Linked DNA regions of Homo sapiens: region 1 is linked to region 2. Evidence: read pairs that join two places in POLR2A ChIA-PET (ENCODE). Cell type or tissue: MCF 10A. All regions are shown on one strand. Each heading gives the region's core, and the rest is flanking DNA. Links, peaks and the distances in the headings are about the cores only.

What was found. ChIA-PET counts read pairs that join two places held together with the same protein. Peaks named below come from ENCODE experiments on the same cell type or tissue, not always from the same donor. Only the 100,000 strongest peaks of a DNase experiment are listed, where the experiment ranks them.
Region 1: POLR2A ChIA-PET joins it to region 2 with 40 read pairs; 6 of 35 experiments call an interaction of 5 or more read pairs at or near these places.

Annotation. Positions count from the first base shown.
Region 1 is chr10:103,754,175-103,762,663 of GRCh38, forward strand. All of the region lies in intron 3 of SH3PXD2A (SH3 and PX domains 2A), which reads right to left. It overlaps SH3PXD2A-AS1 (SH3PXD2A antisense RNA 1), which reads left to right. Exons shown (of 3, transcript NR_038940.1): 3 at 1-1,235. Among named protein-coding and RNA genes, the nearest start is that of SH3PXD2A-AS1, 12 kb to the left of the region's middle. RefSeq lists enhancers at 1,753-2,410, 2,411-3,066 and a silencer at 5,197-5,491. In MCF 10A, for the core only: no CTCF peak of the experiment used is centred there; DNase peaks (open chromatin) are centred at 3,727, 3,977 and 5,087.
Region 2 is chr10:103,867,547-103,876,035 of GRCh38, forward strand. No RefSeq gene overlaps it. Among named protein-coding and RNA genes, the nearest start is that of SH3PXD2A, 16 kb to the left of the region's middle. In MCF 10A, for the core only: no CTCF peak of the experiment used is centred there; DNase peaks (open chromatin) are centred at 3,125, 3,655 and 4,785.

The DNA of each region.
Region 1 (8,489 bases), core at 341-8,340, 110 kb before region 2:
TTCAAATTTCACTTTTTTTTCTTTTTTGAAATTAAAACCAATTTTGTTTAGAGACAGGGTCGCACTCTGCCACCCAGGATGGAGTGCAGTGGCATGATCATAGCTCGCTGTAACCCCAAACTCCTGGGCTCAAGTGATCCTCACACCTCAGCCTCCCGAGTAGCTGGTACAGGAGTGTGCCACCATGCTTGGCTTCACTTTATTTTGTTGACTTAACTTTTTCCAGAGACATCTTACAAGAGCCTGTTTTCCATCCTAACAGTACGACGTAACTCCAGACATAGGCTTTAGACGTTCTCATGCCACCCTATCTTCAAAACCACAGAGAGTTCATGAGCCAGTCTTGCCCATCTCCAATCAGGGAACTTCTAAAATAAAAATCTTAGCAATCTCCTTGGCCCAAAACTTCACCCCATCTTGGAAGGGAGGGGAGAGAGAATGTTCTGATCTATATCTGATGAGGGCGTGTGGTTGGGACCTGAGCATCCTCCTGGTTGGGCTAGTGATGGGGAGAGAGGGCTGTTACTCACGACTCCCTCCCACAGAATACCAGAAACAGGCAGGCAGCTCAGGTGTATGTAAGGATGTGAGGCCAAGAAACCAGCCCTCACCAAGTTACCCCTGTAAATCCTTGTCTCCCCATGCACCTCTACTTTGAGTCAGAAATGGATTCATTGCAGGCTCAGTTGTTTGTATTATGTGAATGAACTGAACGTAACCAAGCACCAAGAGAGCCCTAAAGACACAGTAGACCTCCTGTAGAAGGGCTCTGATGGACCTTCAAACATTGCTTCTCCAACTTTATGGTGCACACAAATCACCTGTGCATGTTAAAATGCAGACGGTGACTTACAGATCTTGGGGGAGGCCAAGTGTCTGCATTTCCAACAAGCTCCCAGATGATGGCCACACTGCTGATCTGAGGACCACATTTTGAACAGCAATCCTTAAAACACACAAGGCTGTGGGACCGCACTCCTGAGAAGAGACCTCACTCTTGGAAGGGATTCTAGGAGGCTGCATTCAAACCATCCCAGAGACAGCTCACAATTTTGTTAGGGACCTGATACTAAAAATTACCAAATCACAATCGTGTGCTGAGGGCTTACTTTGTGCTTTTCAGATGACATTTCATTTGATGCTCTCAATAACCCTGAAGGGATTTCAGAGATGGGGATTATGATGGAGCTTCAGAATTAAACTGATTAAAACTGGCCCAGAGTCACACAACTATGAAGAGGCTGAGTTGGGATTTCTTTTAATTTTTATTTTTTGAAACAGGGTCTCACTATGTTGCCCAGACTGGTCTCGAACTCTTGAGCTTGAGCAATCCTCCTGCCTCTGCCCCCTGAGTAGCTGGGACTACAGATGTGAGACAGCATGCCGAGCCTGCTGAGTTGGGATTTGAACCCCAGGTTTGTCTGGCTGTAAGTCCTCCAGTGTGGAAGTACGATAGCTACCCATCTCAGCCACGGAAAATAGCAGAGTTTTGGTTCAGGCAAGTAGCACTAAGTAGAAAGCCCAGGTATGAACCAGATCTGCAGGAGCCCAAAGTCATTGCTCAGAACCACCCCCTACCCGCTGAGAAGTTCTTCCTGTCCCTGGAAGTTCTCTCTGAGATCCACCCAAATGTGTCCTCACTAAGGCGAAATCTGGCTTCTCCTGTTTGGGCCTGGGGAGAAACATAAACCTAGCCCCTTTCCTTCACACGAGCTTCGATCTTGACAGTTGAAGCCTGCAGGGGTGTCGCCAGGCCACCCTGTCCCTGACAGGTAGAGAAAGGCGAGGCTGCCAGCCAACCCCCACCCTCCACATTTGCCTCCTCCCTTCCCTTTTGAAGGTACATTCAGATGAACGGGCTCCATCTTCAGGCCATGCCAGTCCCCTGGGGCCAACTGTGGTCTGGAGGCTGGGCAGCCTGGCATCCTGGGGCCTCCTCAGTGGACATCAGTCCTGGGAACTGTGGAGGTGAAGGGGGAGGAGGTATTTTCAGCGCCCAGAACGATGGATCTGCTGGGTGCCAGGCAGCCCTGGATGAATGATACATCAGTTCACACAGGTGATGCCTAGAGCCAGCTCAGTCCCTGCCAGAGAAGAGCTCTGGCTTGGGGCTTTGTCCTTGGGCCTGGGTCCAGTTGGAGTGACCCAGGAGGGCAGTGTGCGGGATTAGGCCAGGGACACTGTGGGAGTTTATCTCTTCCAGTGCCCCTCACCTCCTAAGAAGTTGTTGGGGGCCGGAGCTCCTTCTCAATGCGCCTCAGTGTTCCCCTCCACCACCATCACCCGCTGCTGCCACTCCCGAGCCCTCAGTGAAACCTGGACCCAGAAACCAGAGTGCCCAGTGCCCAGAGGCTCCTGGGGAGGGAGGCTGCCCACCACAAAGCACCTTTCATATGCTCCAAAGGCTTCGGCCACCTCAGGGAGGAGGGAGGAAGTCCTTTCCCTTCACCCCCACGGATGCAGCCCACAGGCAGGAGTGGGGAGTGGTGGTGAGGTGAAACACTCCTTCTGCCATCTTGGCCAGGGCTGCCCAGACAGAGCTATGGGCAGTCATCCTCGACCCCACCCCACCACCTCCAATCCATCAGCATGGCCTCTTGGCTGTCCTTCTAAGACAGACCTCAGTCTACTTCCCTCCACCCAGGGCCCAGCCTAGGCCAAGTCACCTTTGCCCTCTCACCTGCCTCTCCAGGACCCCAGCTGGTCTCCTCTGCTCCGTGCAAGCTCCCGCCAGCCCCTTCTCCAGACTCCACACAGGCCTTTGAGGCCTAGCACCTTCTTCTGTCTCTAGCCTCAGCTGCCCACTTGCCCTCTCACCTCTATCAACCCTGGTCTCAGTAACCATCCAGTCTGCCATCTACGCTGGAGTATGAGTTGGCTGGAAGCACCAACCCTGGGGACACCAGGGTATAACTGTACTCTCTCAGCATGGAGGGAAAGGATCCAACCTTGTAAAAGGACATTTAGGCATCAGGTAAGGAAAGGATGTATTTCCAGGGGGAGGGAGTGGAGGGTAAAGGACAGGAGTGTCACCGAGCCCTGAAATCATGCCTGTCACTTTCTGGTGACTTTGCCAACAAGCAAGGTGATCCCTGATTGCTCAAACTTAACTTCTTCAATTTTGTGCCATGGTGATTAGCATGGGGTGCACTAGAATCCAGGACTCTGGAGACCCAGGCCCGGGTGCATTTTCTGCGTCTTAGATGACACAGACTGACTGAGACCATGAGAAGAGACAGGCTTTTCGGCCCAGATCAGAAAGTTCCTGGGGAAGATACCTAGGATACAATCCATCCAGGACGGAGGGTTGGGGGTAGGTGTTCAGGAGCTGATTCCCTTCTAGAATGATTGGGAAGGCACATACCAAGTTGTAACAAGGTGGCCTGGCTCTTTTCCTGGTCTTGGAATGTGGGGATGTCGCGGGGGAAGGGCTTGGGAGACTGATCTACATTTCAAAAGTAAAAAAGCCCCTTGCGTGGCTGACCCCTGCAAAGCTTGTTACTCCCTGCAAGACCTGGAGGGTCTGCAGCTCGGAGTCTGGAAGGTAGTGACAGTGACACTGCCATGTGATCAGAGGCCGGATCCCCACCTTTCATCCCAGATCAGCCATCTGGGTCATCTGCTCTTTAGAAACAAGCTCCTTGCTGCTTTGCAAGTTACCACAGGCCGGGAAAGAACTGCAGGAAGTGAGGCTGTGCCTGGGCTGCGGCCTGGGCTGCAGTGGGAAGAGCTGACTCAGCACAGAGTGGGGAGGGCAAAGGAAATCCCACATCTGTGTCCTGCGGCAAAGCCACCACGAGCACAGACAGGCTTGCGGCACCAGTCCTCTCCCGTTGCACGCCACACAGCGCTTTCCATGCATTAACTGCTTGCGATGTCACCAAACCATGATCAACCCATTTGACAGATGATGCTACAGAGCCTGGAGTCCGTGTGACTGGGCCAGATGGCACAGCTCACAAACACACAGGTGGAGCCGCTCTGGAGTGTCTTGGCTCCACAAGTCCTGTCTGCCCAGCTGTCTCTGGGTGACTCAGCACTCCTCACTGTTCCACACACTTCTTACTGTTCTTCAAACATATACCGGTGGTCCGACTAAGGTTACTGTTCTTGCTGTCCCCCCAAGCCTGGCACCCCTGGGCCCTGATGATCCAAACCTACTCAGTGGAGATGTCACCTCTGCAAAGAAGCCCTTTGTGACCATCTAATTTCAGATGCCTTGAGCTGTAGCACCTGCCACATGACCTGGTTATTTTTCCTTCTGGCACTCATCACTCTTGGAAATTGCTCATCTATTTGTCTTCTGACTCCCACACTGGAAGGTAAACTTCCTGAGAACCACAACCAGGCCTACTTTGTTCTCAGTCATATCACCAGTGACCACAGCTGGCACACAGTATGTGTTCAATAAATATCTGTGATAGAAAGGAATGAATGTAGCTATTCCACGCTGTGTTCAGAGTCAGCTGCTGACAGCAGGCCCTGAAAACTGCCCGTCCAGATTACAGAGTAGGAGACTGATTTTTGGGGATGGGAAGCAGTAATTACATCAAGAGAAGACAAAATACCTCCAGTGGAGGTTGGAGGAAAGCTGTGTTTAAGATGGCACACGGTGCCTCTCAGGCCTATAATCTTGTTGACCTTTTTAAACCCCAGAATTACCAACAGACCCTATTTTTCCTTCTCCATCACATAGTTTGGCTTTTCCTGACATCCCAGGTCACCTGTGGGACCCAGAAACTTCTCAACCTCTCTTCCTTGGGGGTTGCAGTCTGGTGAAATCTCTGAGCCACAACCTCCCTCATAGCATCCAGGGCCCTTCAGGAAGGGCTTTCTCAGCTGGTGCCTGGTGGAGACACACACAGACACCTATAGCCCAGGGAGCGGGCCACGGACCAGCTCTAGTTAAAGACATCCCTTCCCCCTGCTTCCTTCTATGCTGGAACAAATACCGGATCTTCTGCACAGGGCTCTGGGGGCTGGGAGAGGAAGGCCCCGGAGAACATGCTTGCAATTCACCCAGCACCCTCTGCACTGTGGCTCCAAACTGCCTCTTCATTACAGGGCCGTTACGTAAACTGGCGAGTCAGTACAAAAGAAGCAAGCATGCCTGCTGACTAAAAATATACCTCTAAGCTCATAAGGTCACAAGGCTGTCTGCAGGCTGGCAACGCCTACCTTGATTATGGTTATAGATTCACTTTTCTCCCTAAGCAATCTCACTTCTCCAGGACTCATCAACCTGGGGATATGGATAGCGATGCATGGGACTAACTCAGCTATTAGGATGAAGGGCTTTCTGGAAGCCCAGAGGCCCAGTGCCAGCCAGTACAGAGACACAGATGGCTTGCTAGTGGGAGGGGACCTCGCACAGCCTTTGCAGAGGGAGTGCAGCTCTTTTTGCTCCACTGCCTGGCTTCTGAAGTCCCTCAATCCCTGGCCACAGTTGTTTGCTTTTTACATCAGCAGCTACACACTCTACTTCATGTCGTAATGACCATTTCCTCTCAGGGAGTCTCCTCAGGCCAGCAAACTCGGGATACACAGGAAATCTACTCCAATCCCAGGATGGGCAACAGGAGATGGATTTTCCACAGTCATCTTCTAAAACAAGGCAGAAAATTCCAAGTAAACAGTAGGCTGCCCTGAGAGGCTGGTGACCCCGCCACGCTTGGCCCAATGTCCTAAGGAATTTGATTTCTGCCCACCCCTCCAAAAAGCAAGAGACCTCAGAAAGCGCTAAGGCACACTTCTGAGCCAATTCTCCCTGGGCCTCCTGCTGTTGTACATGTCTTGTAAACAAGGCACTAACTGCTTTTTGTTTTGGATGATCTTTTCAAAGGTGCTTGCATAGCAAACAGCCTTAGAAGACAGAGGTAGTGCCTTGCTCTGGGGCATACGGCAGGTTTGCATATAGTCTTGGACTAAGGATAGTGTCCATCTTGGGAGCAAAAGGGCAGGTTTGCTTACCATCCATTATAAAAAGATGCAGGCTCCCCTCCTATAAAGTAACTCACTGCATATGCAGGCATTCATCTGAGCCCGTCTTGTCACACCTACGGAACTTGGAGGAACAGGAGAAGTCCCAAAGTATAAAAATATATGTAAACCAGGTCAGGTGCAGTGGCTCACACCTGTAATCCCAACACTTTGGGAAGCCAAGGCAGGTGGATCACTTGAGTCCAGGAGTTTGAGACCAGCCTAAGCAACATGATAAAACCCCATCTCTACAAAAAAATACAAAAATTAGCCAGGCATGGTGGCACGCAACTGTAGTCTCAGCTACTTGGGAGGCTGAGGCAGGAGGACAGATTGAGCCTCTGAAGTGGAGGCTGCAGTGAGCTGTGACTGTACTACTGTACTCCAGCCTGGGCAACAGAGCGAGACCCTGTCTCAAAAAGATATATATATGTATTTAAAATATATACATGTATATAAAATATAAAATATACAATACAATATATGTATATAAAATAAATATGTATATGTAACGAGGGAAAGATGAATACTTTTTTTTTAATCAAAAGAGAGCTGGAGTAAAAATATGTTTTTTGTTTGTTCGTTTTAGAGATAGAGTCTTGCTCTGTTGCCCAGGCTGGTCTCAAACTCTTATCCTCAAGTGATCCTCCTGTTTCAGCCTACTGAGTTGCTGGGAATACAGGTATGAGCCACTGTGCCCAGCCAAGAATACTTAAAAGAATATTTTTTTTAAAAGTTCCTTGCTTTGCAACAGGATTTATTATATGCCTCTTTTGAATAGAATAATACTTTGGACACCTAAAAGATCATGTGATTTGTTCCAAAGAGCTGAATTTGCACAGGTTTCTGGAATATGCCTTTTTGTTGAGGATGGGAATGCCGAGAGGTTGGGCCTGGGAGTACAGTTTCTCAGGGACTATTATCAAACCACTGCCTCCTTCCTAAAGACCAGCTGACATGCTTGTTTAACAGCACTCTCCACCTCCATAAAATAAAAATCAATTACTCAGGTCTGTGGTCTAGTTAGTTGAGTTGTGCCAATATTAATTTCCTGGTTTTGATAACATACTGCGGTTACATAAGATGTTACCATTGGGGGGAAGTGATGTGATGGTGGAAAGTGATTTGACCTCTCCTTAAAATGGGAATAATGCCAGCTACCCTGCAGTACAGTGGTGGAATTGGAGGGGGGAATGTAGAGTGCCTAGTATTTTTGCAACCTCTTGTGAGTCTCTAATTATTTCAAAATAAAAAGTTTAAAAAAATGCTGTTAGGAAACCAAATAGCCAAACTTGTTAGATCATAATTAAAGGAAGATAGCACTCTGAAAGCCTTGGGACTATCTTATTTGTAATCATTAAAATAATAAGTTAAGTGGTTTAATTGCAAGAAAAATATCAATTACTCTGTGCTGGTGAGTAATTACCTCGGCCACTCAATGGAATGAGAGAACCCTTACAGGTCACCTGAGTCCCCGTGAGGTTCCAGCCACCTGCCACCCACACAGGGCACTCCTGAAACATGAGATAGCAATGACAGCCCGAGGGAGAGGCTGGACCTCCCAGTGGTCTGTCTCAGGCAGAACTTCTCAGATCCCTAACCTGGGAGGTGTGCAGGCAAGAAGGGAGGGACAAAGACAGAGTCTAGCTGAGGCTGTTGTGGCAATTCCTTCTTGCCCAAGGAAAGACATACGGCCCCATAGGAAGAATCGCGGCTCTGCTGCTGTATGGCTAAGTGATGGTGGACAGTGATTTGACTTCTCTTTAAAATGGGGATAAAGCCACCTGCAGTGAGACTGGAGGGAAGGTATGCAGAGTGGCTAGGATAAGGCTAGGCACACACTAGGAGCAATCAACACGTCTTTTTTTTTTTTTTTTTTTTTTTTTTGATACAGAGTCTCGCTCTGTCACCCAGGCTGGAGTGCAGTGGCACAATCTTGCTCACTGTGACCTCTGCCTCCCAGGTTCAAGTGATTCTCTCACCTCAGTCTCCCAAGTAGCTGGGACTACAGGCATGTGCCACTATGCCTGGCTAACTTTTTGGTTGTATTTTTAGCAGAGATGGGGGTTTCACCATATTGTCCAGGCTGGTCTGGAACTCCTGGCCTCAAGTGATCCACCCATCTCAGCCTCCCAAAGTGCTGGCATTGCGGGTGTGAGCCACTGCGCCCAACATGTCTTAACAAAGCACCCCCCATCCAGCCTCATGATAGAAACATGACAGAGGCGGATAAGGGCCTTGTCTCAAAGGAAGGCTGCAAAGGCCAGCAAAAGAGATGGGTGTGTCTCCCTCAGTCTCACATAATACGGGGTTTGGAGGCATAGGCCTGGGGGGGCTCCCTTTCCTTCCCTCTACCCCTTGCCCCCACCACCACTCTTCAGGGTGTCTGGGCTCTGGAGTAACTCTCTGCCCCTTCCTGACCATGAAACGTCTGGGTTTTCTTTCCCAGGATGCCTTGCTGGAGAACTGCCAGTCCCACGTGGGTCCATAGCTTCTCATTGCCCTTCCAA
Region 2 (8,489 bases), core at 88-8,087:
GACTGGTGTGCTTATAAGAAGAGGAGATGAGGCCGGGCGTGGTGGCTCACGGCTGTAATCCCAGCACTTTGGGAGGCCGAGGCAGGTGGATCACCTGAGGTCAGGAGTTCAAGACCAGCCTGGCCAACATGACGAAACCCTGTCTCTACTAAAAGTACAAAAATTAGCCAGGTGTGGTGGCGGGTGCCTGTAATCCCAGCTACTCAGGAGGCTGAGGCAGGAGAATCGCTTGAATCCAGGAGGCAGAGGTTACAGTGAGCTGAGATCATGCCACTGCGCTTCAGCCTGAGTGACAAGAGTGAGACTCCGTCTCAAAAAAAAAAAAAAAAAAAAGAGGAGCTGAGGACAGATGCAGAGGGAAGACCATGTGAAGACATACGGAGAAGGCAGCCATCCACAAGCCCAGGAGAGAGGCCTCAGAAGAAACAAACCCTGCTGACACCTTGATCTTGGACTTCTGGCCTCCAGAACTGTGAGAAAATACCTTTCTGTTGTATAAGCCGTCCACTGTGTGATACTTAGTTATGGCAGCCCTAGCAAACTCATACATGTGGGTGGGAAGGCACTGAGCTTTCTGCATTTCTAACAAGCTCCTGGATGCTGCTGATTCGAGGACCACACTTTGAGTAGCATGGACCTAGAGAATCTGATTCCTTTTTATTTTATGACATTGTCAGCAGCTTCCTAAGTCATTAGCAGGTGGGGAGGAGGACACTTTTTCTCAAACTCTGCCTTCCTAAAGATAGCTAAGGTAATTGTTCTCTACATTTTTTGTGGCACTTTTGAAATTTTACAAATAGAGTGGCACCTTTCAGTTTCTGTAAGTGAATGCAGTGGGCTGGATATACCCACACGGCATGGCAGGCATAGTATGCAAATTGAGGCACTCATGCTGTGTCTACAGTGGGCAGTTGCCACTCTGTCCCCATGCTAGAATGTGGGCTTAATGTGGTCATATTTTCCAAAACTTCAAGAGCCAGAAATTTGAATTTTTATATTAAATCTCTAGATTTTAAAACTTTCAAATGTTGGCACCTCCATCTGCTTATTTTTGAAATAATGTGAAGCAAAGGAGCTCTCTGAGGTGGTGCTGGACATGTTCAATATTTGGACCTCTACCTTGTTTTAGGTGTATACACATGTAAAAATTCATCATCCAGGTATAGCATAAGCAAACATTCATCAAACTGTATCATTAAAATTTGTACGACTTACCACTTGTAAGTTATGCCACAATAAAAAAGAAAAAAAATCTGCATGGGAATGATACACATGACAGTTATTACCTCTGGGGGCAGAGGCAGGAAAGGAACAGGGTTGGCCTTATGTGTATTTCTAACATATTTCTTCAAAGAGATAGAGGGCTGAAGCATATAGGGGGATTTCTTTCTTTCTTTCTTTTTTGAGACAGGGTCTTGCTCTGTTGCACAGGCTGGAGTGCAGTGGCACAGTCATAGCTCACTACAGCCTTGACCTCCCAGGCTCAAGCGATCCTCCCACTTCAGCCTCCCAAGTAGCTGGGACTACAGGAGCATGCCACCACGCCGCCTGGCTAATTTTTTAAATTTTTAGTAGAGACGAGATATCACTATGTTGCCCAGGCTGGTCTTGAACTCCTGGGCTCCAGCAATCCTCCTGCTTTGGCCTCCCAAAGTGCTGAGATTACAGGTGTGAGCTACCTCGCCCAGTCAGGAGAAAATATTAACAGCTGTTTCATCTCAGTGATACTAGGTATCTGCTTTATTGTTTTCTGTGTGTTTGAAATATTTCATAATTAAAATCAACTATTTTTTAACATTAAAAAAATAAAGCCTGGAAAGACCAACACTGCATGAACCAAATAAAACTCCTCAGAGGCTACTGCACCATTCTCTTGGTCTCCCTGTGGGACTGCACAGTTGTTTATGTACGAATGCTTACTGCCCTGACCCAGGGCTCCTGTATCTTCAGTAAATACCTGCTCCCTCTTTGTCACGGGTGTGATGTGATGTCACCCCACCCACTCAGCCCAGCACCCTCATATGCCATTCATCACCAGAAGTGTGTCCTCGGTGCAGCCTCAACTGTGGGAAAAATAACGTTTATATATCAACCCAAATTTGAAGACACTCTGTATTGGGTTCATAGTTTAAAGCTACCAGAGAACAGACTTCTCTGATCCTGAAAGCAATTAAAGCCTAGTGGTTGAACTCACTGGGTAGAAGCCTGGGTTTTCCAGTTTACTAAATATATGCCCCTGGGAAAGTTAGTTTCTCAGCTTCTATTTCTTCACCTGTAAATTGGGAATGACGACAGTATCTACCTAGTTGGGCTTACGGGTAGATTTAAATTTGCTGAGTTATTGGTGCATAACTGTTCATTAGTTATTATTAAGTAATTAATACTGGGTTGATTTTACTTTAACTATCTTTCTTACATCATAGATTGTCTGAGGCCACACCAGTATGAAATCAACAGCTGGCCACCAAGTCTCAAAGGGAAGATATTTTCGGCTGGGTGTGGTGGCTCATGCCTATAATCCCAGCACTTTGGGAGGCTGAGGTGGGCAGATCACTTGAGGTCAGGAGTTTGAGACCAGCTTGGCCAACATGGTGAAACCCCATTTCCACAAAAACTAGCTGGACATGGTGGTGTGCTCCTGTAGTCCTAGCTACTTAGAAGGGTGAGGCAGGAGAATCGCTTGAACCCAGCAGCCAGGAGGCGGAGGTTGCAGTGAGCCGATATCATGCCACCGCACTCCAGCCAGCCTGAGGGATGCACAGCAAGACTCTCAAACAGAAAAAAAGGAAGATATTTTCAACTCTGATTCAAGTGGCAAATGTAATTAAACATTGTCAAGTGCGGGGCAGTACAAACTTCTTTCTGCCTTCAAGGAATGGATCTGTTTCTGTCCTTCATGAAAAACCCTAAACGGCCAAAGCAACCTTAAGAGAAAACAGAATTGCAGAATCTCCAGGTTGGTTCTTTTCCTCTGGCCTCAAACCTCAGGGGTAGAGCGTTGGCCTCTCCCCTTGGACAGCATGCTGCCAGGACAGCCTCCCTGCTGACATGCCTGCCTGGGCTGCTTTCTGGGGCTTCTTGCTCAAGGTAATCCTCCAGGAACAGCACCCTGCTGGCAGCTTTGCAACCCCAAAAGGGCTTTCGCAATGACTAATAAAGCCATAAAGGATGAACACAGATCCAAAAAAATTCATCCCCTGAAGGAATATGATTTCGACTACTTTTCACTTGGTGCTTCCTTGTCTTTTAAGCCACATGCATTCAATTTCTGTCTGAAATTCCAGTTCTCTCACGTTGCAGTCTCCGGAGGCCATTTTCTCTGGTAAACCCGTGAAACGCTCTCGGAGCCTGGAAAGGGGTAGAGGAGCCAATTACTCATGAAAGCCCATTTTCTCTGTGGGTTTTCCCTCACATTTCAGGAGATGTATTCCTTTAGCATTTCTGCTATCACCAGTTCAGACCCCCAGAAATCTCCTGAGCCCCCTTTTCCCCTCCCATTAATTTAAAAATCCTGTAGCCGTTACTGTGGTCTGCCTTGCAGAACCTGGCAGTTCACCTGGCCTTTTCCACTCTCCCCCAAATTGGTTACCTACCTGTTGGTTCTCTTACACTAATGTCCCTTGCCACTGTCCGGTTCAGGCCCTCCCCACCCCTCCCTGGATGACGGCAGCAGACGTGTCTCTCTGGTCTACCCGCCCCTGACTTCGCCCTCAAGCTGTGCTCCTCCACTCTGCTGCTAAGGTACTTTCTAAAATACAAACCTGATGCCCCCTCTCAGCTGAAAATCCTTTAATACTGACCTCCCCCAACCCGTTTCCAGATGAAATGTTCCCCAGTCCTGCTAGAGCTTCTGCATTGTCAAGAATAGCCAAATACCTGGATTTTTATGTGAATTCCCCAATCCTTTTTTATTTGTAAAGTTATTACATTTTACATTTAAAAAAATTATAAAACATTGCAACAAGTCTCTCACCCATTCCTGCTCCCCGATTCCCTATTTGAAGAGGCCATCACTGTGGCCGGGTTCTTCTGCAGTGCTGCCTTACACGCACACACACACACACCCTACAAACATACACATACACAAGCACACACTGCCTTTTTTTCCATATAGATGGTAGCCAATTTTTAAATGTTGGTATAAAGTTTTAAAACCCTGAGGGTCAAATAAAAACACTTTTGTTCCTCTGAGGGTCAAAGAAAACACAGGCATGTGCCTTATGATCCGCTGGGTTGTAGATCACACAGGCATGTGTCTTTTGATCCACTTGACTGACAGTTCCCTGAAGACAGGAAACTTTGTCCTGGAATCCTCTTCGGTACCTGGGACGATACCTTGCACACAGCTGGCACTCAATAAGCACACTGCCTGTTCATGGAAACTTTTCTTAAGCACCAGCACTGTGTCTAATGCTGAGTCTACCACAGACTACGGGGTGAACTGTGGTGTGCCCACCCAAGAGGGAACACTCAGGAGAGTTAGTTGTCTGGTTAAGTCTCAACTCCTGTGGAAACAACCAGAATCTGCCTGCTTCCCATATTTCCTGGTTACCTGGGTCAACAACAAATGGACAGAAATAGCAGATTACAGTCCCCGTTCTCAGTTCTCAGGCCCCCTAATGGGGCATCTGCTCGTGCTGACGGCCTAAGCTGTGGCAGAGTGCTGAGACCAGTACCTCCTCGCCAGCTGTCATTCCCAGGAGCGGAGCTTCTGGGTCTCGCCCTCCACCAGGACAAGTCAAGCCAGGACAGGACCAAAACCACAGGCACAGGCAGAGCTTGCTGACTCTTCCTGAGGCACTGGGCTGGGCAGGGCAGGGCTGGGCCAGCTGCTGCGATGAGTAAGGCATTCAAGCTTCTTCATGTTGGGAGAAGACTCATTGCTCAGGTGGTTTTGGAATCTCCTAGAATAGATTCTATTTGCTCACTCTCCTGAGTCCCCTGCTTGCTCCCACACAGCCTGGCAGGAACAGGGCCTGTGTTCACAGGTCGCTCTTCCCCTCTGGCAACAGGTGTCATGGTTGTGGGACAAGGTGGCATTTTCATTCATGATGAGGTGGACCCCACTGAGGAATTGCAACAAGATCTTACATATCTCTCCTCCATCCTCGGAGGCAGTGATGTCCAATCCTGTGTCAGCAGTGATGCAGGACAGGTGGTTCCTGTCACAGCACACTCCCGAGGGAGGGCCATAGGCAATGTCCCTGTAACTGTACGGTGACGTCCTCCCCTTCTCCCTCACTCGAGAGCATTCTGGCAGGGAAGGGCATGGGGAGCACGACCTTAACGTTCACCTTGAATGTTATTCTAATTGTGGTGCAGTATGAATCTTACTACCAAAACGCAGGTGGGTGAGACTTGTCATAGTCCTTTTTTTCTTTCTCTTTATTTTTTTGAGACAGAGTCTTGCTCTGTCACCAGGCTGGAGTGCAGCAGCGCGATCGCAGCTCACTGCAACCTCCGCCTCCTTGGGTTCAAGCGATTCTCCTGCCTCAGCCTCCCAAGTAGCTGGGACTACAGGCGGGTGCCACCATGCCCAGCTAATTTTTGTATTTTTAGTAGAGATGGGGTTTCACCGTGTTGGCCAGGATGGACTCGATCTCTTGACTTCGTGATCCGCCCGCCTTGGCCTTCCAAAGTGCTGGGATTACAGGCATGAGCCACCATGCCTGGTCCCTTTTTTTCTTTATTTCAAGTTACCTCAGCCTTGATGCCCTCAACCTCGAGCCTGGCATGAAAATTAGATGTGTGGTAACAGGATGGGGCAGGCTTCCCTTCCCTGGAAATATGTGAAAATCCAGGAGGTTACAGGGTACCTGAAAAACAGGGACAGGTCCACTCTTCTTCTGAGACCAAGACCGCTGTGGAAATCCCCGGGGCTCCAGCCTGCATGCACCTTCAGGGAAGGGCTTGTGGCCGCTTCCTTTCCAAGCTGACACACAGGAATCTTGCTGAAGCTGAGAATCCTAGGCTAAGGCTCTGACCTTCTGAGAGACACCACAAAACCTCTCCACAGAAGTCCTGCCATGAGACTGTCACAGGGAGCACATTCCCATCCGCGATGCCTGGGGGCCACCAATCTCCAATCCTTCCCCAGGCTTCGGGCTTCCAGAAAACATAAAGCAGATTGTCAGGCCAGGCGCAGTGGCTCAGGCCTATAATCCCAGCACTTTGAGAGGCCGAGGTGGGCGGATCACCTGAGGTCAGGAGTTCAAGACCAGCCTGGCCAACATGGCAAAACCCCGTCTCTACTAAAAATACAAAAATTAGGCGAGCATGGTGGCACACGCCTGTAATCCCAGCTACTTGAAAGGCTGAGGCAGGAGAATCGCTTGAACCCAGGAGTTCAAGCAATGAGCCGAGATTGCGCCACTGCACTTCAGCCTGGGTGACAGAGCGAGACTCTTGTCTCAAACAAAACCAAAAAAAAAACCAGAGAGTCTGCGCAAACAACTTCTGAATTCAGCCCCCAAGCCAAACCTCCCTGAGGCAAGGCTAGCTTCCAGCTTGGAAAGAAGAAATAAAATACAGGAAAAACAAAACCCACATCAATAGCTCAATATATTATTCTGCCACCTAACTCATATTAGAATAATCATTCACAATTTCAGTACAGGGTAACATTCAGCCCTTGTCACAAATGCCTGTGTCCCACATCAGAGCTCATGCACCCCGCTGCTGCTTTGCTCTAAAGCAGAGCTGAAGAACTGAAGGCTACTACTCTGTCCTCACCCTGCTTTATTTCCTTCAATCACAGATTGTCCTCAGAATAAAAAATAAATGCCTTCCTCCCCGAGGGAGCAATTTCTAGCCAAGAGGATGATCAAAAATGGTGTTGCCCAATGCCCCAATTAACTGTACCAAACCCAGTAAATGATGAAAGTGAAGCCTCAGCTTATGATGATAATTAAGCTATGTTGAGTCAATGGCAGCTGCTGTAAGACCACTTCTATTACTAAAACTACCTTCTCCACTTAATTAGCACTTTCTTAGAAGCATCCTTAGTTTTTCACATTAATCTGACTGGGGACAGTGTCACTGAACCAGAGCTAAATGGCATCTGGTCTATGAGAGGTCTGAGTCAATAATATGGTGGCTGGTTTTAAAAAGATTGCTGTCCTTTCTTTGCTTGATGACTTGTGATATAGAAAAAAGAAAAATAAATAAAACCATCATTGTTGTAACACATTATTATTTTTAATATTTGGGTGGGCATGTGACCAAGCACTTGGAGTGGCAGGTTTGGAATTTTGAGTTTTGAGTTCTTCCGGATGTTTATTCCAGCTGTGTATTAACTGGCACCTTGGCAGCTGCGCTCTGGGCTGGTTCCGCAGTAGATACCACTGCTAGAACACATGCCTGGCCGTCTGTAGCCCCTGCTGGAAGCAATGGCTACTGTCCAGGGTAGAACTTTATCTAAAGGCTCCCATGATGAACAGATGCTCAACACTACTCATACTAAAAAAACATAAATGCAAACAGAAACCAGAAATCATTTTCACCTATCAGATGGACATGGACTAAAAATACTGATAATACAAACTGTGGGTGAGCTCGTGGGTAAACAGTAGACGCATAAATCATTGATAGGAGTGTACGATGGATCAGTCTTTTTACTGGGTAATTTGTTAGTGCCTATGCAAATTTTAAAAAGCTCATGCCCCTTTTCCTGGCAGTTCCATTGCTAGAAATTTACCATACAAACATACTTTAAACATATACCAAGAAAAGAAAAATGTTTCCTGCAGAATTGGTTGCAATAGCAACAAATTGGAAACCAATTAAATGTTTTTTAATAGGGCCCTGGCTAAGTGCATTATGGAACAGCAATACGATGGAATTATGTCACCATTTTAAAAGATGCTGATTTTGCATGCTAAAGTGAAAAAGAAAAAAAGACTTCCAAAATATAGCATTAATAAAAATGTGAAGTGCATATAAAACGCTGACTTTTTTTTGGAAGGATACACAAAAATATTGTTAACATGGTTATTTTCCTAACAATATATATATAATCTTAAAAATATACACAGTAAGCTGGGCACAGTGGCTCACACCTGTAATCCCAGCACTTTGGGAGGCTGAGGCGGGCCGATCACCTGAGGTCGGGAGTTCGAGACCAGCCTGACCAACATAGAGAAACCCCATCTCTACTAAAAACACAAAATTAGCCGGGCATGGTGGCACATGCCTGAAATCCCAGCTACTCGGGAGGCCGAGGCAGGAGAATTGCTTGAAGCCGGGAGGTGGAGGTTGCGGTGAGGCGAGATCATGCCACTGCACTCCAGCCTGGGCAACAAGAGTAAAACTCCGTCTCTCTCTCTCTCTCTCTCTCTCTCTATATGTATGTATACATACATCACCTAAATATATATACACACACACACACACACACATATATACACACATACTTATATATATAGAGAGAGATATGTATATACACATATATATACACACATACATACACACGGTATTTGGGAAGTGGTAGA